Regions from separate parts of the Homo sapiens genome. Here regions 1 and 3 are each linked to region 2. The links are chromatin loops, found by intact Hi-C in ENCODE. Cell type or tissue: B cell. All regions are shown on one strand. Links, peaks and the distances in the headings refer to the core of each region. The heading gives the core; the rest is flanking DNA.

Region 1 (10,647 bases), core at 3,861-8,860, 100 kb before region 2:
ATACATAGGGGTTTGACTGCGAGAACGTGTGTGACATTGAGTACCTTCCTTAACCTGTCTCTCCCATGCCTCAGGTGGAGTATGGCAGTCAGCTACACACTTACCTCCAGTGCGATGTGATTTCTTCAGGGTCCTTATTGATTTGAAGATGCAGGTGAAAGGAGCCTCCTTTCCAGGTCATCAACCTTGCCAAGCTGCTTTCGGGCAGGGTGTACCGCAGGCATCTTGCAAGTCTCACTACTTGTCACATCAGCCACTTCATGGTCTCCCTTCTGTATACACTTTCAATCCTAGATATGCTTTTTAGATGGCTTACCAGTTGGATTTTTGATATCAGTATAGAGGATGTAGGACAAGTGCCTTTCTAACTTAGAGAGAAAGATTGTCTCGGGAGTGATGGTTCCTCACAGTGGCAGATTTTCATAACCCTTGCTGTAGTATGGATAGCTGTAAGAATGTGAACTGTATCAGACAGACTTGTAGCTCAGATCTTGGCTTTACCACTTATTGTACAGGGTTACTATAAGAATTTGGTGAGTCAATATGTAATATTTATTTGTATGTCTATATACACAGTATCTGATGTATACTAGATACTCAGTAAGTATTAGTTTCTTTTTAGATTGGAAGGAAATTATGGTTAATGCCTTAAAAATCATGCCAGAGTAGAGTAGAATTGATTAAATCATTTAGGAATTATGCTCAATTGAGAGTTACAGTAAAAGGCAGGGGTTTAATTTGGGGCTTAATTTTTCTCATGTGACAAGAAGTCTCATAGAAGGTAGTTAAAGTATTGATTCAGGAGCTCAGGAATGTTAAGACCAAAGTCCTATAGTTCCTCATAGTTGCAAGTTAGCTATTGCAGCTCCAGCCATCATATCTATTTTCCAGGAAGCAGGAAGGAGGAAGACAGCAAAGGGAGAATAAAACTGTGTCCAGAAACTTTTCAAAAAATCTCTAACAGTTTTACTGGCCATATTATAACATATGGCCACCCCTAGTGGCACGGGAGCCTGGTAAGGAGCCTACTTTAGCTTGGTACTTTGCTACTACCCCCAGAAAAATCAGGATTCTATTAAAGATGAAAGGAAGGATGAATATTGGGTAGGCTACAAGAGGTCTCTGACATAGATATCAACCTATTTTGCTTTTAGAAGGTTCATTTGTCCAACAATAGATATCAGTGGAGGTGGGGGAGGACAAATAGAGAGAAGCATTCATTAGTGATGCCTGGATTCTATTTAGGGCCACGAAGTCTTTGAGTAGTCATAGTGGGACAAGAAATAAAGAAGGACATTAATTTAAAAAAAAATCTTGGATAAGCTAAGCACAATGCTGGTAGGACCTTTACATGTATTAACTCATTAATTTTTACAGACGAGGTAGGCAATATTATCTATATATCTTATAGAGGAGGAAACCAAGGCTCAACAATACCCATTTCCCAAGGTCACAAAAAAAACAGTAACATTAATGGAACCGGAATTGAGACTTGCGCCTGACTAACCACAAAACCTATGCTTTGCATCGTGTTGTTTTCCTGTCTCCACTATATAAATAACGCTGCAGAAACCTGCTGTTTCACTTTGCTTCTCTTTTCCGTAGTGCCTTCTCCTGTGAGGTCCACAATAACTATATATTGACTTCAATGATTTGTGTGCAGAACTAAACTGAGTGTTCTATAAAAGATTGCTGCTGTTAGTTGCTGAAGGCTGTAGAGATGAGGCCGGGAGAGGAAGAAGTGGTGCTTCTCTCTTATCACCGCCACTCAGAGGTGGGAATGACTGCCTTGGGATATATGCCACCAGTGTCGGTAGCATTCAAGGACATTCTTTGGGACAAAGAGAATGTGGCAAAGCAGCAGTGACCAATCTGAGTGAGCCAAAGTCCAAAAGGAAAGCTGATAGAATGAGTTGGCATGGAGGTGTATCTTCTCAAGTCAGAAGCCTGGGAATTATCTTTGACTTCTTCCTCTTTCATTCTCAACCCAATTGATCACCAATCACTTTATTTCTACCTCCTCTGGCTACCTTGCTTATCTGTCCTTTCCTCTACCTCCCCACTGCAACTACAGTGGTTCTGGCCTTATCTTTCACATGGATTATTACAAAGAGTTTTTGTAATAGCCCTTAATGCCCAGTCCTACTTTCATTCAATCCATTCACCCACAAATCTGACCATGTAGTTGCCTTACTTGATGGCATCAGAGGCTCTTCAGCTGCCTGTAGGATAAAATCCAGTAATTTGTGTCTACTGTGCATATATGGTCCTTCGTGGTCTGGTCCTGCTCCTCTGTGTAAACGTTCAGGTCTGTTCTGTGTCACCATACAGAGTTTCTTACCATTTCTTGAGTATATTCCTTTCTCTTGAAGTTTGTGCAATTTCTGTCACTTCTCTGAAGAACTTTATCCCATACGTCTTGTGTTCACTGAGCAAATTCCTGTTCATCCTTCAAACCCCTGCTCAAATATCTTTCATCTTCAATGCCATTTAGTCTCCCCTCTGGTCCCTTAACACCTTGTACATCTGACCAGGAGTGCCATGAAGTGGGGATTCGGGTTGACTCATCATTGTTCCCTGTGCGTGGCATGCATCAGCCACTCAATAAATATTTAATGTTTGATGTGTGCAGGAACAGTCAGACTAGACAAAAGACAGAAGAACTTGTTATCTAAGTATTACTCTTAACCATGAAAAGCTCTAACTTTGGATAACCTCCTTACCTTTCGGTGCTAGAGTAATGGGAATATATTTGAAACATTACTTCATCTCTCCGAAGTGAATTATTCTCACCAGGTTCTTAACAGTTTCTGTTAGTTTTTCAGGTTATGTTTAATAATTCCCATGATACCAGCTGAATGATGATTCTAATTCTCAAATCCTAAAGTGACTCTTGCCTCTCTTGTCCAATTTAACCTGCCACATTGATTTTTTATTTGTTATGTATTATGACTTTCCTCAAAACTTGGTTGTATTTTGGATTTTCTTTTCTGTATCTCATCCGTTTTTGCATCCGTTCCTGACTAAAGACACATTTTCAATGGTACTTTTTACCTTTTAGATGTTTCAGTATGTTCCCCCCACCCCCTTTTCTTTGAGACAAGGTCTCACTCTGTCACCTGGGCTGGAGTGCAGTGGCATGATGTCAGCTTACTGCAACCTGCACCTTCTGGGCTCATGTGATCTTCTCACCTCAGCCTCTCGAGTCACTGGGACTATAGGCATGTGACACCAGGCTCAGCTAATTTTCTTTTTAAACTTTCAGGTTCAGAGGTACATGCACAGGATGTGCAGGTTTGTTACATAGGTAAACATGTGTCATGGGGGTTTGCCATACAGATTATTTCACCCATGTATTAAGCCTAGTAGTACTTAGTTATTTTTTCTGCTTCTCTCCCTCCTCCCACCTTCCACCCTCTGATAAGACCCAGTTGTTCCCCTCTATGTGTCTGTGTTCTCATCATTTTAACACCCTCTTATAAGTGAGTACATGCTGTACTTGGTTTTCTGTTCCTGCATTAGTTTGCTAAGGATAAAGGCCTCCAGCTCCATCCATGTCCCTGCAAAGGATATGGTCTTGTTCTTTTTTATGGCTACATAGTATTCCATGGTTTATGTGTACCACGTGAACAGACACTTTGCAAAAGACATACACCTGTCCAACAATCATATGAAAAAAAGCTCAACATCACTGATCATCAGTGAAATGCAAATCAAAACCACAATGAGATACCGTCTCACATCAGTCAGAATGGCTATTAATAAAAAGTCAAAAAATAACAGATGCTGGCAAGGTTAAGGAGAAAAGAGAATGCTTATATACTGTTGGTGGGAGTGTAAATTAGTTCAACCATTGTGAAAGACAGTGGTGATTCCTCAAAGACCTAAAGACAGAAATACCATTTGACCCAGCAATACCTTTACTGTATATACCCAAAGGAATATAAATCATTCTATTATAAAGACACGTGCACACTTATGTTCATTGTAGCACTATTCACAATAGCAAAGACATGGAATCAACCTCCATGCCCATCAGTGAAAGGCTGGATAAAGAAAACATGCTAATTTTTGTATTTTTTGTAGAGACAGGGTTTTGCTATGTTGCCCATAGTTTTTCCTCTGTTTTTTTGAGACGGAGTCTTGCTCTGTTGCCCAGGCTAGAATGCCATAGCACAGTCTCTGCTCACTGCAGTCTCCACCTCCCAGGTCCAAGCGATTCTCCTGCCTCAGCCTCCCAAGTAGCTGGGATTGCAGATGCATGCCACAACACCCAGCTAATTTTTGTATTTTTAGTAGAGACGGGTTTTCACCATGTTGGCTAGGCTGGTCTCGAACTCCTGACCCCAGGTGATCCACCCACCTCAGCCTCCCAAAGTGCTGGGATTACAGGCATGAACCACCTTGCCCGGCCCTCTCCTCTTATTTTTAAGCAGTGATTCCTAAGGGTAAATTTGTGTATGATTTTTAGCCCCATAGTACAGGACCTTCTTGCACAAAAATTAGGAATTTGACAAAATAAGTAAATGACAAGCATCTGAAGATTTTCTTCAAACCATGAATATATTACTTCTCAAAATTTTAAGCCCCCATTTTTGATGTATCAAATAACATTCAGCAGTTGTTTATATTACGCTGTATCTGGTAAGTTGTAGGTAATTACTAGAAGAATATAAGATTCTTGAGAGCTGCATAAATGTGATTTCTGCAGGGTCTCTTTAGGTATGCTATGCTATACACACGCTGGGAGCCTGCAGAAATCACACATACACAAAAGGGCCACTGAATCAGATCTGAAAGAGGAGGGCCATTTTGAGTTGGATAAAGCTACGTGTATATTACTTGTTTTTTCCACGCCTGTTGACATGGAGAACCAAAACCGGTGTTTCGTGCTTTCAACAAAAATAGTTTTAGTTTTGCTCTGAAAGAAAAATGGGTTCACATTCTGAAAAAGGTGATTTTGTCACCAGAATATCTGATGAGTAAATCTGCATTTGCATTTTTATCATTGCCTAACTAAAACCTGTTCAGTTTGGTTAATAAATTATTAATACAGTTCTCTAACTTCTCATCCGGGTACACTGTTGAAATAGCAGACCATCCCATTTATTTCACCAAATATTTCTTATACACCTATTTTGGATGAGGCTCTGTTAAACTCTGTTCTCCATATCTGAAAATGTATGGGTTATTACTCTGCCAAAGATTTGTGGTTAAAAAAATTGTGTTAAGTTCTAAGACTCATCATATCAAGATCAAGCAAAACAATTGACCATGACTAACTTTGGGGTTGAAGGCTACAACTATGTCTTTTAGAGGTAGTTGTCACTCAGGCAAATTTTAGGGCATCACAGGGCTAAACATTAATTAACCAAATGAATCAGTTTTAACCACTGCTTTTCCTCAATTCAGTTAAGGGTTAAGGAGTTACTAATACAGAAAGATGGTGATACAGGAGAGTATGAGAATTATTGATTAAATTATAGATAAATTATAGACTAAAGCATAGTAATATGAGAATGTTTCATTTTCTGACGTATTTAACTTAATTACCTAATCTCATTAGAAGTGATTAAGATGAATACTCAGCTTGTATCTCAAGATCTTTTTAGGTATTGATTATAGCATCTATAAGTCCACTGACTTTTTGGTTTCTACATGCATTGCCTGGCAGTATCAGTCAGTTCACAATTCAAGTTGAAATTAAAATTTTCTAACAATAAATGAGAAACAAAAAGTAACATTTATTTTAAAATATTATGTCTTTTAAATTTTGAATATTCAGATTTGAGGATTGAATACTGGCACCTCTCTGTCACTTATGTTTTGCTAATGATCATCTATGCTTCAGCTCCTCAAAATGGCCTGTCAGGTGTCAGTTTAGCATGCGAGACTTTAAGCTGTCTTTTGTAGTTTCATAAGGGCCAAAGAGCTTGTTAGCCTGGAATTTAGTGTATTTTGGTACTCATTTGCTTTTAGTTATTCTTTTCTTGATTTTTTTTCAAACTCTTCTCATGAGGAAAATGTACAATTCCTACCAATTAGTCATAAGCCAGTTTGGATTTAGGAATTGCATAGTTTATTACTTTGAAATATTATTTTATTCAAATATTTAGCAAATAGTAAAGATGTGAATATTTCACTGAATGTTGGGTGATTTGGCTGATAATTAGATCCTCAGAGAAAAACTGAAACTCCTGAAGTTTGTTGCAGAATCTGAAAAGTAACCAGGAAAACAGTAGTTTAATATGTTAAGTACTAGTTATTAATGAAAATTAAGCGTGACTTTTTTAGGATTCAATTCCTGTTTTTAGTGGTATAGCTTTCTGGTATTTTGTAGCTTACTGTGTTCATGAACACAAAAGAACAAGTAACCTCACTAGTGGCTTGAGATCTGACTCGCAGGAAAACATTAGGTAGTAATTAAAACAAAGCTTTCCCCCCACCCCCAAGTTTGTGAAATTTTAAGCACACTGCCTAATGCAGTCACCACTTGCCGCTTGTGGCTATTGAGCACTTGAAATGTGACTAGTCTGTATTCAGATGTAAAATACATGCTGGGATTCAAAGACTTAGTATGAAAAAAAGGATTGTAAAATATCTGAATATTTTATATTAGTTACATGTTGCCATGATAATGTTTTTGATATATTGGATTTAAAAAAGAATATTAAAATTAATTTCACCTGTTTAACTTTCTTAATGTGGCTATCAAAAAATTTAAAATTATATGTGTTTCACCTCACTGATTTATTGGACAATGCCAGTCTAATAGATTTAAAAATTCTTAATATGTACAGTAAATATCAGATATTAAAAGCTTATATGATTTGGTTTTTAACCTCTGAACAGTCAATTCTTTGGAAATCTGAGAAGCCCAATTATTCTTTGGTCTCTTCAAGGGCTCCAGGTTGAAGCAGCTGTTCTTTGAAATTGCCAGTCCTGATTCAGTTGACTAATAGCAATCGATAGATACGGAAGGCTAAGTACTGCTTTGCGGTTGTGCAGCCAAATGAGTGAACTGTACCTACTGTTTCTCTCCTTTCTGCCTCTTCCCCTGATGGCTTTTATGTGGTTGTTAGTATTCAGTTGATGTTTATGGTAACATAAATCTAAATTGGTTTTCAGAGACCCAATTCATGTTTTACTATATCCCATAAATTATGTCATAAATTACCATGGCTGACCATCTTATTTACAACCCTTGAGTAATAATCTATCACTTATTATATTATTACATATTACTGTAATATTACATTAATATTACTTATTAGTAAACAAAAATGAGTTGTTGATGTGCTTTTGTATGATATCAGCCAAAGCAAAACCTACATATGGTAGGAACTGGAAAGCAAGCATTTATTAATAATCAGCCTCTCTTTTCCAGGGGGGTTTAGCTATTTACCTGTGAAAAGCTTGTGTACTTTATTTAAAATTTTTGATGTATGTATTGTTTGACAAAAACTTAAAGGGTTTGGGCGCACTGAGAATAGTACAGTGAAGTCACACTGTATGAAAAAGAGAGAGGCAGTTGGGTAAATGCTGATAATAATGAAATCTGTAAGGTCAGTCTGTGAAGATAAATGTAATATTTGAATTAGTCATCTAGTTTCTCTGAAAAGGTAGTAAGTTAATCTTGTTCCAAAAAAAAACAACCCGAGCCTGGTCGTTTTGTTTTTCATGCCTTTCATCTTGGGCAATCTTTTGTATATCATGCAAAGGACCATACAATTAGCATGAAATGAGAGAGCGCTTTTTAAATTTGATGAATAAGGGCTCTTTTTCTTCAGCTGATATGCATGCAAGGTGGAGGTCTATATCCCACCAGCACACAGACCACTTGGTATCTGCCCTGTAAGTAGCTCTCAGTTTATATCTGTGCCTTAATGAGGAAAGGGTTCTGGAAGTAATAAAAGTAAGCTTAAAATGCATCAGAAATAGCCATAACGCTTTAGTGTAAATACAGAAAAATTCCTAGATTTGAACAGTTCGGCTTCCTACCTTGCTTGGATTCCAGAGATGCCCCTGTCATTCTCTTTTTCTAGCAATCAATTGAAGACATATTAGTAAGACTTCTATGAAGACGAAAAACTTTTTTTTTTTGGTTGTCTTCTCTGTCATTTATAATGAAAATATGCTTTGTTAACAAGTTTTTTTTAGGTGACATGTGTTTAGAAAAATTTTCATGCCTCTATATTTTTATGGGCTGTTTGCTTTTCAGAATACTTGTCTGTGAGGTTATAGTGCTAATATGTGTCAATGAACATTATTTATTCTTTCTTTAAGGTTTTAATATTCTGTTTTATTGATTAGGAGTGCTCCTCCCTTGATGTTTTATACAGAGCACAGTACTTAAGAGATGAGATCCCAATGTTGTTGGGAAAGTTTTTATAATTAGTCATTTAAGCTCACACTTTTATATTGTTGTGCTTCATAATCCCCTAATATGTAGTTAATAACACTCCTTATTACATAAAGGAAGCCAAAATGTCACCCCCAAAAAGATAAATAGGTCATTAATTCAGCCAACTTTTTTCCCTTAACTATGATTGCCAGATTTAGCAAATAAAATTACTGGATGCCCAGTTAAATTTGTGTTTCAGATAAACAATAAATAATTTTTTAGTATGTTTGTCTTGTGCAATATTTGGGTTATACTTAGACCAAAAAAAGTTATCTATATTTGATCTGGCAACCCCCGCCATAACTCAGCCCTCTTATTAACTCAAAGAATTCCCAAGTCTGGCAAATGTGATGTTTGGCCCTCCTGCACTCCGTTTGCCCAATTTTTTTGAAGCCCAAAGTGCCTCAGGTATGCTTTCTCATTTGTCCACATGTCTTTTGGGAGATAGGAATTGGGAATTGGGCAGGCTCTATTCACATCTTACCTACTTTTCATTTTTTAAAAAAGAGAAAATGCTTTCTTTTTTATTTTTGAAAAACATATTAGCGTATATATTTCTGGATAATTTTCACAATAATATGTTTAAAGATGGTAATAAGGATGATTTAAAGACAGATTTCAATATGAGAAATCTAATGCATCCCCTCTCCATTCCCTTTAGGTGAAAAATGCTTCCTTGTAAAGTGATAATATTGATTCGTAAAGCTAAGAAGACACCTACAGCAAAAAGCTTCAGCTTCTCCTTCTCACATCTCTTTATTTTTGGTTCATTTAGTATTAAATGCCTAGCAGTATAATCCCAGACAAAAACCTTTGAAAGAGTGAATTCATAGAGAACGTGCATTTCCTGGGTGCCTTATAAACAATGTTGAGGGCAAGTGGATAAAAAGTGACTATTCCAAACAACAAACATTACCATCAGCTGAATGATTTTTAACCTTCCTTTCCTTTCCCTCCCGCACCTCCCACCTTGCCCTCCGCTCCACAGAATCAGAGAGGAACCACTTGTAACTTGCATGTCCTCATCCTTTGTCATCTGGATTATTACTAAGGCTTCCCAGGTGATATTCCTTCCTCCAGCCTCACTCCATTCCAAGTACCCCGGCTCACCTTCAGTAACTACTTATCAGATAAAATCCAAGTTGATTAGCATGGCATCCAGCACCCTCCCTGATCTGTGTTCTAATTAATTCCCCCTTCTTTTACTTCTTCCTCAGTGCTCAATGCTACAGCAATAACAAATATTTGTCATACATAAAACATTCATATCATCAGGTTTTGTTCATTTTTCCCTCTGACTGCAATGCATATCCTCTTTCATCTCCATAGCAAAATCCTATCATCCTGGAAAATCCTGTTTAGGTATCATTCCCTGTGTGAGGCTTTCTCTGACCACTCTTCATCATCCTTAGAATGAATTCTGCTATCCTACTTGAGCTTTTGTATCCACTTGTGGTACCACATGCTTCACAGTGTTTTGTCATGGTTTATTTACATGACAATCACCAGTAGAAGTTTGGAAGATTTTTGAAGATAGGACACTATCATCATCATTTTGAATCTCTACTATCTAGTACTAACCCACAAATAACAAGCACTTGAGAAATGTTTGAGTGCCTGAGTGGATCAGCTTTCCACTTGGTAAAACTTTAGGTAAATTTCATCCTGTTAAACTGGTCCTGTGTATTAGCCGCTCACTTACCACCATTTGTCTCTCTTTCACATCAATTGGTGAATAGAAAAATGGCTCTTGATTTTTCACCAGGATAGCTAGTCCACCTATGCTGTTTATTAGTTAACTGGGTTTTGTTTTTTTGTTTTTGTAGAATAAATAAAGTAGGCCCATATAGAGGGGTGGTCATGGGTAGCATTATGTAACAGAGGTGTAAGTTTGCCTTTGGCACACTTTCCATTCAGGTTTGTAGCTCTCCTTTCAGTTTTTATATCCTTGACCTCTAAGGCTGCCTGTCAATATCTTAGAGATGGGAATAGAGTGGATAGGAGGTGGGCGCAGGGGGGAGTGTAATCTTCCTACAGGAAAACTTTTCTATTAATATCTTGTGTTCCATCCCCTCAGGGCCTACCCATCACTGAAGTTAATTAATAAGTCCATTCACAACGAGATAGTCAATTATATTGATACGTTAAAGTGTAACTCTTCTCAGATAGCATTTTTATTTTTACAGAAACTTTAAATCCATCTGTATTAGTCCATTTTCATGCTGCTGATAAAAACATACCTG
Region 2 (10,647 bases), core at 1,978-6,977:
ATTGGCATGATTAAAGTTCTCTGTAGCCTTGATCTCCTGGGCTCAAGCAGTCCTCCTGCGTCAGCCACTTAAGTAGCTGGGACTTCAGGTGCATGCCACTGCACTTGGCTAATTTTTTTATTTTTTTGGAGAGATGATATCTTGCTGTGTTGCTCAGGCTGGTCTTGAACTCCTGAGCTCAAGCAATCCTCCTGCCTTGACCTTCCAGAGTGCTAGAATTACAGATGTGAGCCACCATGCTTGGCCCAGAGTTGTGCTGTTAATAGATGAAGAGAAGTGGACAGATGTAAGAGATTGCAGGAATCGAATTGACAGGAATTGGTGATTGATTGACTATAAGATGAGAGGGGAAAAAAAAGAATGTAAGATGACTCCCAAATTTCTGGATTGAGCCATTGAATTAATAGTGTGCCATTTACTCAGGATCTATGAAAGGAGGAGCAGACTTTCAGGGGCCGTTGAAGTTGAACTGCCAGTGCAGACGGTGATGGAGCTTAGAATATAAATGGGCATGGAACCTGGATGTGGATGAGATTGTCAAGGAAAACATTTAACAAGAAAAGACAACCAAGATGGAATTCCGGGTGTAGAAGAAAACCCCAGAGTAGACTGAGCAGGAGTACTCAAAGAAGTTGGTTAAAAACTAGGAGATGGTGATATGACAGAAACCAAGGGAGGAGAAAGGAGGGCATGGTCAACATTATCCAATGCTGCTTCATTTTTTAATAAGGATTAAAAATCGCCCACTGGATTTGGCAATTAGATCTCTTATCAGGGTCATTTAAAACTCTTCTAGATCCTGAACACAGTGGTTTCTGAGGATCCAACCACATATTACAGCAAACATTAAAATGCACCAAACTCCATATTAAATTTATGTCATAAAAATTTAGGAGATTAACCTTTTTCCCTTTGAAATTATTACAAATTAAAATGTTCTATTTTCTTCTGTATTTGAGTCAGTCAATTTTTAATTTTTCTAAAATGTTTTTCTAAACATTTTTTTTCAAACATTTTATAGGTTCTTGAAAATGTGGAGGACCTAGGCTGTCATAAATAGTGACCATATTCAGGCTGGGCACGGTGGCTCATGCCTTTAATCCCAGCACTTTGGGAGGCCAAGGTGGGCAGATCGCTTGAGGTCAGGAGTTCGAGACCAGTCTGGTCAACATGGTGAAACCTTGTCTCTACTAAGAATACAAAAAATTAGCCAGGCGTAGTGGGGGCTGCCTGTAACTCCAGCTACTCGGGAGGCTGTCTGGAGAATCTCTTGAACCCAGGAAGAACAGCCTGCAGTGAGCCGAGATCACACCACTGCACTACAGCCTGGGCAATAGAGCCAGACTCTGTCTCAAAAATAAAATAAACAAAACAGATAGACCCACATTCAGAGAAGGCTACAGGGGCCATGGAGTGAATGAGTGATGGAGCCAAGACAGTTAAGTATGAACTTCTCTTTCCCAGACATAGCAAAGAAAGGAAAGAAAGAGATGGAGAGAGCAAAGAAGGCCGTAAAATCCAGGTAGAACATGATTTATTTAAGATTGGAGTTTTTCACATGGCTTAGAAGAAAAATGTAGCAAAAAAAATTGATGACTCAGGAGGGAGTAGTAATATTTGATCAAAATGCTGCTTAAGGAGACAAGAAGAACAGATCCAGAACATAGGTAGGATTCACCTTCTTTAATGTCCCTCTTTGTCTGAATCCAGATGGAAGGAGGTGTAAGAACAGGTGGTGGATAGGTGCTCACATCCTATAGCTATCATTAATAATGAAATGTTAAAATCACAACTCTCTCAAGTAACTGCCACCACCATTTGGCATTGTTCTTCTAAAGATCGGAGACTACAATAATGGCAGCAAAAGGTCCCAGCAGTTAACAACTCTGTTTCATAAATAATTTCAAACTACTCTGTGATGCAGAGTGCTGTGTAGATGCCTGTTGGGGTTTGGCCCCTGATTCCTTTATGAGCCAAGAAGAGTCAATGTACTCTCTCTATAATAGATGTTGGCAGTAAAATGCCCACCTGTGTCAAGCAAATTGATTTGTCAAAAGCACCATCTGATAAATTTGTCGATTTACAGAGAAGGCAGGAGCTTTATGGGAAGTGCATTAACTCTTTGGGGCCCTTGGGGCAACAGAACTAAATCATTGCTGCAGTACTAAATGATTTCTCTAATGGCCCCAAAAGTAAATGCGTCCCCCAAAATCTCAGATGTTCCCAGGTGGTCATTCACCCTCTGAGACTTAAAATGATTACAAATACTTTTCAAGAGCTATATCGGTGGCCCAGTTCTCACTTTGCAGATAGGGGAACTGAAGTTCATTCTAGGCCAGTTAGTAACAGTTTAGAGTAGATACTAGCCAGCTTAAGTGGCCAGCTAATAATTAGCATTGCTGCTCTGACACCAATAGATATTCCAGTGATCATCTCAGTAAATATTTGTCATTTGAAGTGTAACTGCTCACAGTAAAAATACTCCATATTCATTCCCACAGAGTAGACAATTAGCTCCAATAAGATTGACTTATTGAATGTCCTTTTGCAAAAATTTTATTTTAGTTGTGGCTTTTTTTGTTGTTGTTAGATGGTTGTCAATTGTAGAAATAGAAATGAAAACTCAATAAAGAAGATAGGAAAACTTTGTGATAGATGCTGGAAGTAGGTCTCAAATTTCATGAGCAAGTTTATTAAGCTCATACACTGAAGACATTGGGTCATCTTTGGAGGTGTTGCTTAACAAGCCATGAGTGTTTCAGAGCTGAAGGGGGCCTTGAAAGCCTTAACTCAAGAGTGCTTATTTTACAAATGAAAAAATTGTCTCTAAAGTGGCCCAGCCAGGCCTTTTGCCTTAAGCTTGCAAAGTGAGAAAACCTGTTTACATAAAGACAACACAGAATGGGGGTCAGGGACTCCCAAGACTTGAAGACTAGTGGCCACAGAAAGGGGGAGAAAGCATTGTACATGGTTATTATTATTATCCAGATTGATTGTAAAAAGGCCCACCAATTCTTGGGCCTCTTCCCTCAAAAGGAAAAGACAACACATACACACACATGCACACATACACACACACACACACACTCACCTACACACATAAAGCAAAATTAGTTACCAAATGATAAGCATGTAAAACTTGAGGCAAAGAAGTTCTATTCTGGGCTTATCCACCTCTAACCTCAAAGCTTACTTGCATGGCTAACAGCTTTTAGGAACTTCATGACCAGATACTCAATTGTAAATTTCTCTAGAAAGAAAAAAATAAAAGCTACAATAACAAAATGTACTCTGTAAGCACAGTTGAACCTTGAATATTTTTGATGTTGCTTCCCAGTGTATTATGAATGTGTTATTATAAGGTTTACATAGAAGAGCAATGATCTGTGTAATTTCTTGCCTAAAATGGTAGTCTTTTGGTCAGTTGACCAAGAATGAGAACAGCTTAGGGTTCTGGGATTGCATGGAATGAGACATTGGTTTTGTTTGTTTCGTTTTATCTTGTCATTGGCGATTAGATTTAGGACATAAGTGCCAAAATAGGCCATTTTAATCAACATTGGGACTTCCCTGTTAAAATCTTGGCTGAGTTCAGTGAGTTTCACAAACACATAAAAAGCAAGCTTAAATACTGGCAGAGGGTGGCCTGAAAAGGAAATTCAGCTTTCTTGCTGAATATTATTATTAATCAAAATAAGTATAAGGATCAAATAATTATAATTGCATTAAACTCTTTGGGGACTTGAGACTTCTGTCATTTCTATAAACTAAGAATAGCTATTATTGAATTCACTTATGAATCACAATTCCTTACACTTATTTGTCATCTTACACATCACAAAATGCTTTCACCTGTTATGATTTGGTTTGATGTTCACAGTGCAAATGTGCAGGACAGGTATTATTAGCCCCGTTTAATAGATGAGTGAGTTGAACTTACGAATGGTCAAGAGCTCTTTCCATAGGCAACATTGCCTCTAAGATCCTCTTAGCTGTCCCTTTGTGATGAATAATCACTTCTTTGCTCAAGGAAGAACTAGGCCTTCAAAGGTTGCTGTCATTTTATATAAATGTTGACTGAAGGTGTGCACAACCTGACCTGGAAATACAAGAAGTATGTCATTGACATATCTTTATGATATTCAAGCAGGTTACCTTTTTTCTACCAATAATAATTGAAATAAATTAAAGAGAGTACAGATTAAACATATGTTTTCAATTGATGGTGGGAATGTAAAGAGGCTCTTAATGAATTTGTTAACGGCTGTTTCCATTTTGCTCAATGCTCGGTTATCAATGCCAATGAGTTTTGGACTTTGATCATAATAACATTTACCTGTTTCTTTAAAAGCTGTTTTTTTTTTCATACTGAAGGTTACCCTAGTTGCATAGTGCACTTTTGCCAGCCTGATGACGCTTCTGAATGCCTCCAGACCAGTGCTCCCTAAGAATCTGTAAACTATTCTTTTCATGCCAGCTGTTGTGCTCCTTTTATTCCCCCAATTTGCATATGGTGCTTTACTGAACAAGAGAGTTTTTCTTTCGGTTTCACCCAATGCAGGTGTGCAGTCATTCTGTGAGAGCTTTTGTAATTGGCTATGTAAATTATCTCTCAGGTCCAAGGGCCAAAAATATAGTTTTTCATAAAGACAATAAAAAACCACAATATTTATATTTTATTTTTTTTCAGTCTTCTGAGAAAATCTTTCTGCCAGTAGCAACATCACAAACGGCATCAGTCATTGTGGGAAGAGTTGGCAATTATTTTTCTAGCTGGTGTAGGTTCGTAGAAAACAAAAATTTTCAAAAACCATAAATACGTAATAAAATGTATTGGCTTACTTTGCTTTCTGGAAAAGCCCACCAAAATTTCTTTTTTGTATTTACTTTTAAAATCTTCCCAGATACTTAAGAATTCCTGGACTCTATATCCTCTCAGCCACTGTTTTTTATTTTCTCCTGCAGTCATTTTCTATAATATGCACTTATCTCAGACTCAGAACACCAAACTGAAATAGGTGGAAAATTTTTCTTTTTTCCTCAGTTATATTTATGTGTACGGATGCTAATTGGGGTAAAATGAAGGTACTGTGAATCTTCAGACATTATAGAAGATCTGGGCTTGTCAAAATTTAAGTGCCCTTAACCTTTATTAAGTATTGTAACCAGAAGTCCTACAGATATATAAAAGGTCAAATATTTATCATGTGTACAAATCTGACCCCAATAATAATAGATTATTTATCCTACAGCTCTTTTAAAATGTCAAAAATCATATCACATCTCATATAAAGAAAATATGTGATTTTCATGAAAACTAATTTCATTAATTATTCAGATGTCACTAGCCACCAAATTTTAGATGATTTTGGACTTAATTCCTTCTCAATAAACATAAAATAAATTAAACTTTTATTGATATGAACTATTGCTTTACTCCAAATTTTCACAGTCCTTAAATAAAAATATAAAGCAGGAACTCAGACATTTTCGCCAAATGGCTCCTTTCACCCTTAAGCTTTGTTCAAAGTTTTGGCCAATTCTATGAAAGCCCCAAAAAATAAAAAATAAAAACTTTCTCTGCTCTGTCCTTAAAAACTTAGTTTCCAAGTTAAAGTTTATAATCACGTTAAAGTCACTTGACTTTTAATGTTTACATTTTATAGAAAGAAAAAGGAGTATTTGAGTTGGCTTCTAGTAGGTTCCAAATGAGGCAGAGTAGAGCCTTAAATTTCTTGTAATGATCAGAAGGCAATGCATCCTTTTTATTATGTGGTAATCTGTTGGCTGAGTTCAGATTGCCAACCTCTCTGTACCCTGCTTTGGTTGACTAGTTGGCTCACTCCTCTGGATGTTACATAATAGCCTGTGCTGGTAGAGAAGGGGACTCAGACACCAACTTTAGGCTCAGACTGACTTGAGAGAGCCATAGTCTCAATTGGCTTTGCAGAAAAAAAGTCATGTTGTACCATAGACATGAGCAGTTTTTCTAAATTCTGTCATTTTAAATATGTCTTCTGGTCACTTCTCTTAGTTCTCTATTGATCAGGCCACTGGAGAAACATAAGGATTTTTACAAAGTGTTTGTCTTTCCAGGAGACCGCATTCCGGATATGAAAGTATCTAATCCCCACACACTTTCCTAAAGATGGTGCTAAGTCATCTTCCCTCACTCATTCTTGCTGGAGCTCACTCCCATGTTCCTTTTGTAGGTGGCATCTATTTCTTATCCACTGTAAATTGTGCCAACCTGCTTTCTTCAGCAGATTGTTGGTGCTAAATAAATGGTGTGATTTGTAGTAATAATGGTGATGATAATGACTCTTAAAACACCTAACTAATCCCAGTGAACTCTCAGTGATGTTTAGGCTGTGGAACACATGGTTGACTAACAGTGATAATGACTGAAAACGAGGTGATAAATTGCTATGCAGATTGTTGATGGCCTATAATTGCCTTAAAAGGGGGATATTTTATAACAGACTAATCCCATTTAAATAAATGTGTGTGTAGCATTTTAGATATATAGGACTGTATCTGTATTTTTTAATAATAACCAGCTCCCTAAAATACAAGATGCAAAACAACTTAGATAAACACTCCTTAGGTCAAGGGCCATGGGAGGTAAGAATTAAGGTTGTGTTTGCTCTTTCTTGAGTGTTGCATTGTTCCTGGGTCGGTAAGCATAACTTTAGAGACTCCACCAATATAAACACGAAACTACCTAGTTATGAGCCTGTGTTTACACAGTCCGGATCAAAAGCACAGACACTCAGGTTCATTTGCATTTGCTGCCAAAAATGTCCTAATTCTTCTTTTGAAAAGGAGCAATAATTCATATTTTGATGCCATTTACTCCCAAGGTTAATTTATATTTACAAATTTTATAACAGGCCTCATGTTCTTTACCATGTTGCCAGCACTTTCTTTTCTTTTGAGTTGCATTGTTCTTTTCTAAGGAACTGATTGTGTGGCAGATCGTCGGATCATTGCAGGGAGCACAGATGAAAAGCCTGTTATTCCAAAGGATTAAATTGCAATTCTTAGTGAACCATTGCCAAGCGATTTTTTTTTTTTTTTTTTTTTTTTACAAACCCGAGGAGGATTGGAAATAGGAAATGTTATGCCTTGAAAAGGGGTGGGAATGGTTGAATGGATGAGGAAGGACAATCATCCTAGTAAGTGTTATTAAATTCTCTTCAAGTAAAATCATGGAGCAAATAAATGATAAAATCTGTAAAATATCCAAATGGTCAGGAATAATAAGTAACTGAGTTTGTAAAGAAGTAATAATATCATGGGATAGATTTTGATTGAATCTATCCCATGATTCAGTAAAAATTTACTCCTGATTTTTATTGAATGTAGCATGTAGCATTAATACACAAAAATAATTAAAATTCCAGCTTTACTTTAGCATTTTCAGGGTTCAAGGACTATGGGGGCAGAGGACCTAAGATTTGCAAATCACTTCAATACGACCTCTTTGGGGAAGGATAGAATGTAGTAGGAAAAAAACAATGAAAGGGAATCTCTATCTTGGAGCATGATAACTGAGCACATTCCCCAAAATCTGACCTGAAATTAGGAAGAGAAATTAGTTCCGTTTGAGGTTCTAAACACCAGGAAAGTTTCATATAACCTGAGAGGGGACAGGATAAGTAAATTTTGGAAAGAAAACACCATAAAGAAGAGATGTTTCAAAATTCAATTCTGAAATATGTTAATGAACTCAGAGGAAGATAAAGGATTTAAATGCCCAATGTAATGGAGAAATTAGAGTAAGGAGGAAAGAAACTGACAATTTACCGTGTGCTCTTTGCAACAGGCAGCCTACAGGATGCCATTGTGGTTTCTGTTTGTGTATTACTCTGAGAATCAAGAACAAACTCCACATGAAATGCTGTAATAAAGAGTTGAAAAATATGCACTGAAAGTATACCATGTTTCAGGCACATATCAAGCATGATGGTACATGCTTGGGATTAAAAAGATGGATGAGATACAATACCTGCACTCTAAAAGTTCATAGTATTTGGGAGAAAAGAGAGACATACAAGAGGATGATTGCAGTCAAAACATTGGAGCAGATGCTACAAGGATATGTAATACAAATGAAGTTCAAGAATCACAACTTGCTTTGCCTGGGAAAATCAATAAATGCATTGAAAAAGGGGTAGTGTTTGAGTTGGGTCCTGGAGGATGAGTAGTTCTTCAGGCACAAAGAAGACAGATGCAAAGGATAAGGTGCATGCAGTGTGATAAGTTCAGAGTTGCCTGGGTTGAAGGAGTCAGCAGGAGAGGAGTTTGGAGGTTGGTGGGGTTAGGCTATTGAGGGCCTTTTGTAGTTGCTGAGGGGTTTAACTTTAACCAGTTAGGTGCAAGACAGTGTTACCAGCTTTAAAACAAGAGAATGATCCAATCAAATGTGTGTCTCAGAACAGAAGCTCTGGCAGGGAGGGATAGGATGAGGCTGAAGTCTGCAGGTAGCAGTCAGGAGGCAGTTGCAGCAGGGACAAAGGGGAGATGAGAGATCAGATTCCATAGATAGTTTGGAGATGATATGAGTAGATCTTTGGGAGATATTAAATGTTAGGAGTGAGGAAAAGGAAAAGTTGAAGGGGTTTGCAGCTCCTAAGGTTGTGATACCACTAACTGAAATAAAGAACACTGCAAAAGGAATACATCATTTATGTCTACAGCAGGGCAGTATGGGGGGTGGCATGCAGGGAAGGCTAGCAGATAGGTTGTTAAAATCCTGCCTGTGTAGTGGAGAAGACTACAGCTTGGAGAGAACCAACCAGAACAGTGTTCTTACCCTGCCCCACCCTATTGTGTCCCTGAGGAGAATCATGGGTCAAGAAACATTTGATTGGAATTTTGCTAATTTTTTATCTATTAAAAATGCTATTTATTTTTATTGATTTATTTATTTGTTTTTTTGAGATGGAGTTTCGCTCTCGTTGCCCACCCAGGCTGGAGTACAATGGTGTGATCTCGGCTCACCACAACCTCAGCCTCCTGAGTAGCTGGAGTTACAGGCATGCACCACCACACCACGCCTGGCTGATTTTGTATTTTTAGTAGAGATGGGGTTTCTCCATGTTGATCAGGCTGGTCTCAAACTCCTGACCTCAGGTGATCCGCCCACCTCAGTCTCCCAAAGTGCTGGGATTATAGGCATGGGCCACTGCACCTGGCCACAAAATGCTATTTTTAAAACAGGCACATTCAAGCCTGCCATGTACTGAATATTATTACAATAGAGACCAACAACATGCCAACTCGTCTCAGACTAACCTAGAATGTGGCTCTCAGAACAAATGAAGTTCCCTCTCATTACTTATAAATGGAATAGTGTCCTGATATTACAAGGCAACTTGTTTAAAAACTCATATTTTTACCATTTCCAACAGCTTATTTTTGTTGTCAAGAAAATCTCAATACTATGCAACTAGTAAGAAATCACAGAAATATCAAAACAGTCTTACTTTTCCAATTCATTGATATGCATAAATATGATAAATTTAAACTAATGAAATGTTTATGAAATATTCTTATTTATTTCTCATAGTCTATCTGATATATTAATAGTTTGGATATTTGTTGCTGCCCAAATCTCATGTTGAAATATAATCCCCAATGTTGGAGGTGGGGCCTGGTGGGAGCTGTTTGGGTCATGGGGGCACATCCCTCATGGCTTGGTGCTGTCTGCGTGGTAGTGAGTGTGTTCTTTCTGGGCCCATTCCCTCTCTGCTCCTGCTTTCACCATGTGACATGCCTGCTCCCAATTTGCCTTCTGCTTTGAGTAAAAGCTCCCTGAGGCCCCCCTCAGAAGCCAGGCAGGTGCCATCACAATGCCTCCTGTACAGTTTGCAGAATCATGAGCTAATTACGTCTCTTTTCTTTATAAATAACCCCGCCTCCGGTATTTCTTTATTTCAACACGAGAACGGCCTTACACACCATCGTATATGGATTGTGATTATTCATAAGATTTCTTTGGGTTCTACTTCTTAAAAAGTTTTAAAAACACTGAATATAAAGTATATATTACATTTATTTCTCCTGAAATTTATTTCTCAGATTGTTAATCAGGTCTTCAATTTTTGGACTCATTTAAAATTCTAAAATTGTTCTTTTGCTCTTTTCACACACATATCCATATTCTTCTTCTGGCTCGCCACTTCTCCTTCTGAGCTTGGGATTTATGCAAGACAATAACGGGAACAATCTGATATGGCAGCATAATAACCAACCAAAATATGTCTTTTCTGTTTTTCATTTTGCTTGATCATGACAACATCAAAATGCAAGAATGGGTGAACTGTTTTGAAGTCTAGGTTTTGAAAACACTTGTTTGCTGGTGTGGATGTGTGTGCATTTTTATATTTAACATTAATAGCAGCTTTCTCTGTCATTTTTACACTTTCGTTTCAAAAACAGTGGCCTGGACAGATCCTGGCAAAATACATTACGTGGTTATGGTAGCAGCTAAAATGTTTGTGGAAGAATAAAAATGTACATTAATACAATTTACACTTATTTTATTAGTTTATGTAATCTTATATGAGCAAGAATCAACTCTTCTGTTGTATATAACTTTTTAATATGTTATTTGAACTTCATCAACAGCTTCTTGATTGG
Region 3 (10,647 bases), core at 3,401-8,400, 63 kb before region 2:
ATATTTGAGTTGTTTTCACCTTTTGACTATTGTAAATAATACTATTCTGAACATTTATGTACAAGTATTTGTTTGAATGCCTGTTTTCAATTTTTTTGATACATACCTAGGAGTAGAATTACTGGGTCTTATGTAACTCTGTTTAACCTTTTGAGAAGCTGCCAGAACATTTTCTGAAGTAGCTGCACCATTTGCACTCCCACCAGAAGTGTGGGAGTGTTCCAGTTTCTCCACATCCTGACCAGAAGTTGTTATTATCTGACTTCTTGATTATAACCATCCTGCTGGGTGAGAACTGGTATTTCATTGTGGTTTTGATTTGCATTTCCTTGGTGACTAGTAATATGCTTATTGGGCTTTTGTATATCTGCTTTGGAGAAATGTCTACTCATATCCTTCGCTTATTCTTTTTAATTCATTGTCTTTTGAGTTGTTGAGGTTTCTAAAAAATATATTCTAGATGCAAGTCCTTTATCAAATATATACTTTTTAAATATTTCCTCTCATTCTGTGGGTTGCCATTTTACTTTTTGATAATGTCCTTTGAAGCATAGAAGTTTATATTTTTGATGAGGTCTTATCTATTTTTTCTTTTGTTGCTCATGCTTGTGGTGTCATATGTATGAATCCATTTCAAAATGTGAGGCCCTGAAGATTTACCCTTATGTTTTCTTCTAAGAGTTTTATATGTTAGCTTTTATAGGCTTTTGATCAACTTTGAGTTAATTTTTGTATATGGTTTGAGATAAGGGTCCAGTTTCATTATTTTGCTGTGACTATCCAGTTGTCCCAGCAATATTTGTTAAAAAGACTATTCTTTCCACATTGAATGGTCTTGGCACCCTTATCAAAAATCAGCTGACCGCAGATACGTGGCTTTATTTCTGGATGTTTGGAAAAACTCAAACTGTTTTTCCTCTACTCTCACATCAACATAACAGCAGCCAACACAGAAGATTTCTGTGACCTCAAAATATGTGGGGATATCACTCTACCAGCAAGCAGGCAATTAGTTCTGTAGAAGACACCTGCTGGGTGTCCTCCAGTTCAATTTTACTTCATCTTTTTCGAGATAGTGTCAGATCCCACAGATTGTGGGCTCAATCCCCAAGATTGCCCCACACCTCAGACAACAGTCACAAGTCCAGGCCCCTGGATCTTCTGACAGACCAGCTTTAAGTTGGGGTTCCCACAACCCTCTCTTTGGGTTTGACTACTTTACTAGAGTGGCTCACAGAACTCAGGGAAACATGTTTACTGATTATTACAAAGGATATTTTAAAGGATACAAATAAGCAGCCAGATGAAGAGATACACGGGGTAAGGTCTGGAAGGGTCATGAGCACAGGAACTCTGTTCCTGTGGAGCTGGCACGTGCTAACCTTCCAACACGTAAATGAGTTCCTTCCTGTCAGCCTCCACATATTCAGCTCTGTAGAAGCCCCCCGAACCCTGTCCTCCTAGGCTTTTATGCAGACATCCTTGGATAGACAATTGACAACTATGTAGAAATGTGACTGGACAAAATGGATATGATCTAATATTAATAAACTGAGTGGGGAAACCCAGCAAGACCTGTTTGTTCACATTCTTCTCGCCTCTCTGTGCAGCATTTCTTTCTTCAGGATATGAGGCAGGACCCTCTCTGGAATGAGGGTCGTATAGCCCAACATTCAGAGTAGAGTCCTGCCTTGGGCCATGAAAAGAGGGCAGGAGAAGGTCAGAAAGAGAGAGTTTTTTTCTGAGGCCTAAAGCACCCCGACATTATATAACAAATGCTGTGGGAGTTATGAGCCAGAAACTGTGGACGAAAACCAGTATATATGTATATCATAATATCACACAGGACATTTAATCGATTTCATTGATCTATATCTCTCTGCTTATGTCAATACCACAGTCTCATGACTAATATTGCCTAAAATTTTGAAATCAGAGAGTGAGTCCTCCAACTTTGTTCGTTTTCAAGATTGTTTTGGCAATTCTGGATTCCTGGCAATTCCATATGGATTTTAGGATCCACTTTTTTACAATGAAATCAGTTGGGATTCTGATAAGGATTGCATTGATTTTGTAGCGCAATTTGAAGAGTATTGCCATCTTAACAATACTGTCTTCTGATACATGAGCGTGGGATTTTTTTTTTCCATTTATTTAGGTCTTAATTTTTTTCTATTATCCTTTGTAGTTTTCAGGGTATGAGTTTTGTACTTCTTTCATTAAATTTATTCCTAATCATGTTATTATTTTTGATAGTATTGTAAATGAAATTATCTTAATTTCATATTTGGATTGTTCATTCCAAGTATATAGAAATACAACTGATTTTTGTATATTGATCTTGTACTCTGCAACCTGCTGAACTTATTTGTTCCAATAGTATTTTAATGAATTCCTTAGGATTTTCTACATAGAAAATCATATCATCTGTACATAGAGATAGTTTTCCTTCTTCCTTCCTAATTTAGATAACTATTATTATTGTCATCGAGATCTTGCTTAATTGCCCTGACTAGAACCTCTGGTACAATGTTGAATAGAAGTAGCAAGAATGGATACCTTGTCTTGTTCCTGGTCTTAGGGGAAAAGCATCTAGTCTTTCACCATTAATAATGTTGTCAGCTTTGGTTTTCTATAGACACACTTTATCAGGTTGCTGAAGAGCCCTTCTATTCTTTCTTTGTTGGGTGTATTAGTCCGTTCTCACGTTGCCATAAGGAAATACCTGAGATTGGACAATTTATAAAGAAAAGAGGTTTAGCCAGGTGCCATGGCTCACACCTGTAATCCCAGCACTTTGGGAGGCCAAGGCAAGCAGATCCCCTGAGGCTGGAAGTTTGAGATCAGCCTGACCAACATGGAGAAACCCTGTCTCTACTAAAAATACAGAATTAGCTGGGTGTGGTGGTGCATGCCTGTAATCCCAGCTACTCAGGAGGCTGAGTCAGGAGAATTGCTTTAACCCGGGAGGCAGAGGTTGTGGTGAGCCAAGATGGCACCATTGCACTCCAGCCTGGGCAACAAGAGCAAAGCTCCATCTCAAAAAAAAAAAAAAAAAAAAAAAAGATAAGAGATTTAATTGACTCACAGTTCCACGTAGCTGAGGAGGCCTCAGAAAACTTACAATCATGGCAGAAGATACCTCTTTATGAGGCAGCAGAAGAGAGAATGAGTACCAGCAAGGGAAATGCCGGACGCATATAAAACCATCAGATCTTGTGAGAACTCACTATCACGTTAACAACATGGGGGAAACCACCCCCATGATTCAATTACCTCCCACTGTGTCCTTCCCACAACACTTGGATGTTATGGGGGTTACAATTCAAGATGAGATTTGGGTGGGGACACAGAGCCAAACCATACCATCCCACCCCTGGCCGCTCCCAGATCTCATGTCCTCACATTTCAAAACACAATCATATCCTCCCAACAGTCCCCAAAAGTCTTAACCCAGCATTATTCCAGCATTAACCCAAAAATCCAAGTCCAAAGTCTAATCTAAAGCAAGGCAAATCCCTTCTGCCTATGAGCCTGTAAAATCAAAGCAGGTTAGTTGCTTCCTAGATACAATGGGGGTACAGGCATTGGGTAGATATACTTGTCCCACATGGGAGAAATGGGCCAAAACAAAGGGGCTACAGGCCCCATGCAAGTTTGAAATCCAGTAAGGCAGTCATTAAACCTTAGAGTTCCAAAATACTCTGCTTTGACTCCATGTCTCATATCCAGGTTATGCTGATGCAAAAGGTGGGCTCCTGAGGCCTTGGGCAGTTCTGCCTCTGTGGCTTTGCAGGGTACAGCCCCTCCCAGCTGCTTTCAAGGCTGGCATTGAGTGTCTGCAGCTTTTCCAGGTGCATGGTGCAAGCTGTCAGTGAATCTACCATTTTGGGGTCTGGAGGATCGTGGTTCTCTTCTCACAACTCCACTAGACAGTGCCCCAGTGTGGACTCTGCATGAGGGCTCCAACCCCACATTTCCCTTCTGCACTGCCCTAGCAGAGGTTCTCCATGAGGGCTCCACCCCTGCAGCAAACTTCTGTCTGGACATCCAGGAGTTTCCATACATCCTTTGAAATCTAGGCAAAGGTTCCCAGACATTAATTCTTGTCTTCTGCATGCCCCAAGACCAACACCACCTGGAAGCTGCCAAGGCTTGGGGCTTGCACCCTCTGAAGGAACGGCCTGAGTTGTACCTTGGCCCCTTTTAGCCATAGTCGGAGTGGCTAGGATACAGGGCACCAAATCCCAAGGCTGCACACAGCAGGGGGGGCCCTAGACCCAGCCCAGGAAACCGTCTTTTCCTCCTAGGCCTCCAGGCCTGTGGTGGGAGGAGCTGGTGCGAAGCTCTCTGACATGCCCTGAAGACATTTTCCTCATTGTTGGGTATTTGCATTTGGCTTCTCATTACTTATGCAAGTTTCTGCAGAGGGTTTGAATTTTTCTCCAGAAAATGGGTTTTTATTTTCTACTGTATCATCTGGATGCATATTTTTCAAACTTTATGCTCTGCCACCTCTTGAATGCTTTGCTGCTTAGAAATATCTTCCGCCAGATACCCTACATCGTCTCTCAAGTTCGAAGTTCCACAGATCTCTAGGGCAAGGACAAAATGCTGCCAGTCTCTTTGCTAAAGCATAGCAGGAATGACCTTTACTCCAGTTCCCATCAAGTTTCTTATCTCCACCTGAGACCACTCACCCTGGACTTCATTGTCCATATCACCATCAGCATTTTGGTCAAAGCCATTCAACAAGTCTCTAGGAAGTTCCAGACTTTACTACGTCTTCTAGTCTTCTTCTGAGTCCTCCAAACTGTTCCAACCTCTGCCCATTACCCAATTCCAAAGTTGCTTCCACATTATCAGGTATCTTAAGCTATGCCCCACTACTTCAATACCAATTTATTGTATTAGTTTGTTCTCACATTGTTATAAGGAAATACCCGAGACTGCGTAATTAATAAAGAAAAGAGGTTTAATTGACTCACAGATCTGCATGGCTGGGAGGGCCTCAGGAAACTTACAGTCATGGTAGAAGGCACCTCCTCACAAGGCAGCAAGAGAGAGAATGAGTGCCAGCAGGGGAAATGCCAGATGCTTATAAAACCCTCAGATCTTGTGAGAACTTACTCACTATCACAAGAACAGCATGGGGAAAACCACCCCAATGATTCAATTACCTCCCACCAGGTCCCTCCCGCAACATATGGGGATTGTGGAGATTACAATTCAAGATGAGATTTTGGATGGCGACACCGCCAAACCGTATCATTGGGTGTGTTTTTTTTCTTTTTATGAAAGGGTATTGGATATTTTTCATATGTTTTTTTCTGAGCCTATTGAGTTGACCGTATGAGATGGTCATGTGGTTTTAATTTTTTATTCTATTGATGTGATATATTACATTAATTGAGCTTCCCTAAACTCAAGTAAGCCATACTAGGGGACAATACAAAGCTCATGCTACAGAAAAGCATATACTTTACATATATTGACCATACAGGTCTCTTTTCAAAAACAAATTAACTTTTGGGTATAAAAGGAAAACTGAAGGAATAGCATCAGTTGGGCACATTTTTGTGCAAGTCAGAATAGTTTTTATGTTTCCTTCTCACTGATCGTCTACTCAGAATTTAAAAAATTTTTCAACTTGTGATTTGCTTTACTTTTTATAGTTGATGATCCCAGGTATTTTCAATAATTTTTCAAGCAACCACCATAAAATTGTATTTTGGACTATATCACATTATTCGGTTTTTGTTTAGGTTTTAGTTCAAAGCAATTAAATAAATAGGAAGTAAAATATACACACGGGTCTTTTAAAAAATCAACTGTACTCTTTGAGCATGAAAGCACCACTCTTTTTTGCACTATTTTGGGCATAAATGCTGATGATGTACTTCCCCTTTTCTTCCACAGTTAAGGGTCCACCCGGGAGTTTACAACTATATTCAGTCCCGGAAATGTTCTCATTCTCTTTTCTAGCCTCTGATATAATCTCTTAGCATAATTGGTTCAGGAATCATGTTAAGTGGGCCCAGATCATGTGTTTCAGCCTGTTAAAGGCAAGGTATATTTTCATTTCCTGAGAACAGATTGCAGCCTAGGTCCCAACCATCTGGCACTTTCTTGCCATTGCTTGCCAAGTGCTATGGGCTAGAGAATGTGGGCAGTTGAATGCAGTCAGTCCCTGTTACTGGACAACTGACCACAGAGGACTTGTCTCAGGAAGAGTCGTCCTCATGAACACAGGACACTCTGTTGTGACTTTGAGTTCTTAAATTTCACTGGAATACATTTAGGTAAGGTAAACAGTTATTTTTAAAATGTATTATTCAGGGATCACAACAGTGCTTTTAGGGATTAAAATAGTCCAAACAGCCTGTAATTTCAGGGTGTCTAAGATCCACATAGAATTAGCATATCGAGCTGGATATAAAAATGACACATAATACAACAGCCAACAATGTTTTTCCCCCTCCAAAAAAATGGTGTCCTCCAGATTCCATCTGCTTTGTTTGTTTGTTTTGGGAGAAAACATAAGTATGATCATTAGAAAAGAATCTATAACCCTTTCTGAAAGAGAAGATAATCTTTGGTCTCTAGAAACAATAGCTTTGCATTTTAAAAGGCATGAAGTGAAATGTCCTTATACTCTGTTGGATTTGGGAAGCAGCATGAAATAGTGGTTAAGCTTATGACTCCAGAGTTAGACGGTGTGACTTCTCTGTACTTCAGTATTCCCCATCTGTTAAGTGGAGATTAAAATAGTACCTACCTCATAAAGGAAAAATTAAATTAGACTCAGGTAGAGAGCTTAAAACAGTGACTGGCAAGTAAGTGCTCATTCAGTGTGAACTGATAACGGTGGTAGTAGAAATAGGCACACTATCGGAAGCTTAAGACCGATTTGATGTAAAGTTAATGAAACGAAAATCAGTAACAGCTAATATAATTTATTTATTAGTATGTATCAGGGCTCGTATTTTAAACCACCTTATTTTTACCCTCAGGAGTGAACCATAAATTATTTAGTTTCTTCAGAGAATTCTGATTATCAACTCACCTGCAAAGAGGGCAGAGGAGGGAAAAACAAAAGCTCTGTTGGGCTGTAAGCATAGTTTCTATACACTTAAAAACACTTTGGGAAATTATAGCTGTTCACTTTTAGGTCACTTTGGCAGTTGAAACCATAGCAATGATTTCTAGAAGGCTAAAGGAAAATCTGGTACTGGGTTTTAAAAGTTGACTACCTAGAAACTTTGGTGAAATACGTAATCATCTGGGTCCTAGAGAGCTGTGTGATGTTGCTTCTTCCTCTCAGTCATTCCAGGCTTTTCTCTTCCCTAGTTCGGCCATCAGAAAAACCAGCCTGACCCATGGAAAAGTCACATGGTGGCCAGGAAGGAAGTGTGTGAGGTTCTTCCCTATAACATCCGGTTTTCCATTTCTGACAGTTAGCAGACGGATTATGCTCACACTTTCACTTCTTGTAACCAGTCATTTCCACCTCTAGCTAATGGCTTTCTTTCATACATGTACATCTTTCTTAATGCCCTTCTCTTTCCAGATTTTGCCACTAATCTCAGGAAAATTTTACTTTATCACCTTGCTGTTTATGGGAGTAAAACAAAAAATTTTAAAGAACACAACTCATGTATTTCCTAGAGATATTTCTAATGAAAATACCCCCCAGCAAACTGAGGCCAGCAATCTTGAAAGTGTTCCTAAGTTCCTTTGCCAGAGTTCAGCTCCTCCAAACTAAATTGCCTTTTCAAGCACTAGCATTCAGGATAAATTTTAATTTAATCTAATTTATTGTTTTCCTGATTTCAAGGCATATATTATAATAATTTTTCTACATCTGTGTGTTAGAAGCATATAGGATTTTTGTCTCTATTGTGAACTCATTAGCCTAAGAAAATACATTCTGACTTCTTAATAATTATAAAGATTATTTTTAGGCCGTGCTTATGAGAAGATTGGCACTTATCTGTATTTTTCTTATTTGACTCCTAAGTGTTTATGTTTCTTACCATAATCAAGAACAGTGTGAAGTTAGGTATTCTTCCATTATATGAGTCCTTCACATAACCTTTGGAATATCTTTCTGAATTACGAGTATCTTTTCAGTAATTACTTTCTTTCTATTGTTACCATTTATATTGATTTAAGTACTATTTCCTTAAGAATTTTTACTATTGCAGATTTGTGGTCTAAGTCTACTTGGAAGCATGGCATTTGAGAGCTGGATCATCTGGTTCAATTATCTCATGTTTCAGAGGAGTAAATTGAAACCCAGAAAGGTTAAATGATTCGCTTAAGGTCACACGGTTTAGGTAGAGGCAGGGGTCATTGAGACTTGAGACCAGTGCTCTTTCTACTAAGTCTTGCAGATTAATTTTCAACTTGACGTACAAGTAACAGAATATATTCTGATAATTACCTTTTTCCCAAAAATGCTAGGAATCCTGGAAAAAGATGACCTTAAGAATTGATTATCCATTAATCAACTTTTCTGTTGTTGATCTGAAAGCATTTTTTCACTAGACTGTATTTTCCTTTAAGAAATTCCAGGTTGCTTATGTAAAGTTTGTTACTTTGTTGAAGCATTATAATTTTTGAAATTTATTAAGCTATGTGAACTTTAAATTTTCCTCTTATGATTTTTAGACACCATTGTGGCTTCTCATTTTTAATCACTTCTTGGTATTATTTACTCTATTTTATTGGGTAGACTTTCTCCAAGAGCGGGTAAGGACATCTTGTACCCTTATAATAACCACAGAAAAGTATTGTAGTGTAGAGTTCCAGTGTGTGTGAAAGGTCTTAGGGATTATGGAGCTGTTTCAAACAAGATTGAAATAGTGTCAATTATATTCAGATTTTAATTTATAAAATATTAAATTGAACAGATTTACTTTAATTATGATTTTTAAAGACAAGCAAAGAGTGTATTATAAAAATGTACAAATTTATCTTACCCAAATAAGTTTATAATTCAAAATAAGCAGGAACCATGGTTTGTGTTTCTCTCACTTCGGGCCCTTGCTAATTGTCTTCCATCTACTTAAATATTCTGTATTCCTATATTCATCAAATCCTAATGAATCTGTTAGACTTGTTTCTCAACTTTTCCACCTTTTACTTAAAAATATTGTCCTGGCCGAGCGTGGTGGCTTATGCTTGTAATCTCAGCACTTTGGGAGGCCGAGGCAGGTGGATCACGGGGTCAGGAGATAGAGACCATCCTGGCTAACACTGTGAAACCCTGTGTCTACTAAAAATACAAAAAAAAAAAAAAAAAAAAAATTAGCAGGCATGGTGGCGGGCACCTGTAGTCCCAGTTACTCGGGAGGCTGAGGCAGGAGAATGGCGCGAACCCAGGAGGCGGAGCTTGCAGTGAGCCAAGATTGCACCACTGCACTCCAGCCTGGGCGACAAAGCGAGACTCCATCTCAAAAAAAAAAAAAATAACAAAAAAAATAATAATAATAATAATTGTCCTACATTAGACAAAAGATGGAAACAACCAAATGTCCATTAGTAGATAAATGAATAAACAAAATGTGGCATATACATACAATGAAATCTTATTCAGCCTTAAAAAGGAATGAAATTCTGATATATGCTACAACATATATGGACCTTGAAAACATTTTATTAAGTAAAATGACCAGACACAAAAGGATATACATTGTATGGTTCCATTTATATAAGGTGCCTATAATAGGCAAATATATAGAGACAAAAAGTGTTTACAAAAAGCTTACCCAGGGCTTGGGGAGAGGAGGGATGGGGAGTTGTTTAATGGGTATAGAGTTTCTGTTTAGGATTCTAGAGATGGAGAGTAGTGATGGTTGCACAACACTGTGAATTTACTTAGGCCACTGAATTGTACACTTAAAAATGGTTAAGATGGTAAATTTTATTTTTGTATATTTTACCACAATAACAAACTACTGTCCTGAGTTAGCCATGAAATGAAATAATAGCTCTGAGTGTGCACCAAGAAGGGACTCAGCCTCCTGCCATTCTGAATGGCCACTTCATCCTCATACTGGGGTGGAGAAAACACAGCTGTGTTTACTTTTCCAACCCCATCTTCTATTTTGAAATATAACCTTTTGCAAGTGAGAGCCAAGGTCAAGTGACACAGCTTTCTGCTCACCTCTTCAGTTTGCCAAACATTGTTTTTCTAGTGGAGTTCTGGGTTAGGTGCAGCAAGTGTGAGTAACACTATCACTCATACGCCCATTGGAATTTAATTAGTCTACCCTCATAATTTCTGTACTCAGTTTGGTATGACACATTTCCTTACTTTCATCTGTATATGAAAACACACAGTTGTGTATTCACCAACTATAGTGTTTCCAAGTATGTGGATTACTCTATATATCAAATTCAAATTACACAGAAAATAAGGCTTTTCTTCTCCAATATTTTCCCATTTCTTGAAGAATTATTTACTTTTTGAGATTAGAGAGATGTTTATACATAGGGTGAACATGAGCAATTCTAAGTACATACTAAGTATTAGATATTTATGTTTTTGTATAATAATTGTAGAAACAGTGGCAAAGCATACATTTTCAGCATATATTAAGAGCAGCAGAACAGATTAGTTTTTGTGCTCAGACAACAGCC

What was found. A loop is a pair of places that touch in the nucleus more often than their neighbours do. Peaks named below come from ENCODE experiments on the same cell type or tissue, not always from the same donor. Only the 100,000 strongest peaks of a DNase experiment are listed, where the experiment ranks them.
Region 1: a loop joins it to region 2, with 3 times the contacts of the local background. A loop is called at or near these places in 3 of 110 quality-filtered maps.
Region 3: a loop joins it to region 2, with 5 times the contacts of the local background. A loop is called at or near these places in 3 of 110 quality-filtered maps.

Annotation. Positions count from the first base shown.
Region 1 is chr7:7,814,736-7,825,382 of GRCh38, forward strand. All of the region lies in intron 3 of UMAD1 (UBAP1-MVB12-associated (UMA) domain containing 1), which reads left to right. Among named protein-coding and RNA genes, the nearest start is that of RPA3, 100 kb to the left of the region's middle. RefSeq lists enhancers at 1,411-1,600, 2,469-2,558, 6,199-7,146. In B cell, for the core only: no CTCF peak of the experiment used is centred there; a DNase peak (open chromatin) is centred at 6,336; H3K4me3 peaks cover 895 bases; H3K27ac peaks cover 976 bases.
Region 2 is chr7:7,916,197-7,926,843 of GRCh38, forward strand. LOC124901586 (a long non-coding RNA gene) reads right to left here and starts at 7,025. Exons shown (of 4, transcript XR_007060206.1): 1 at 6,910-7,025; 2 at 3,941-4,099. RefSeq lists an enhancer at 4,381-4,430. In B cell, for the core only: no CTCF peak of the experiment used is centred there; a DNase peak (open chromatin) is centred at 4,505; H3K4me3 peaks cover 1,464 bases; H3K27ac peaks cover 2,786 bases.
Region 3 is chr7:7,851,315-7,861,961 of GRCh38, forward strand. All of the region lies in intron 3 of UMAD1 (UBAP1-MVB12-associated (UMA) domain containing 1), which reads left to right. Among named protein-coding and RNA genes, the nearest start is that of GLCCI1-DT, 110 kb to the right of the region's middle. RefSeq lists an enhancer at 9,096-9,265. In B cell, for the core only: no CTCF peak of the experiment used is centred there; DNase peaks (open chromatin) are centred at 5,977 and 7,397; H3K4me3 peaks cover 2,236 bases; H3K27ac peaks cover 3,650 bases.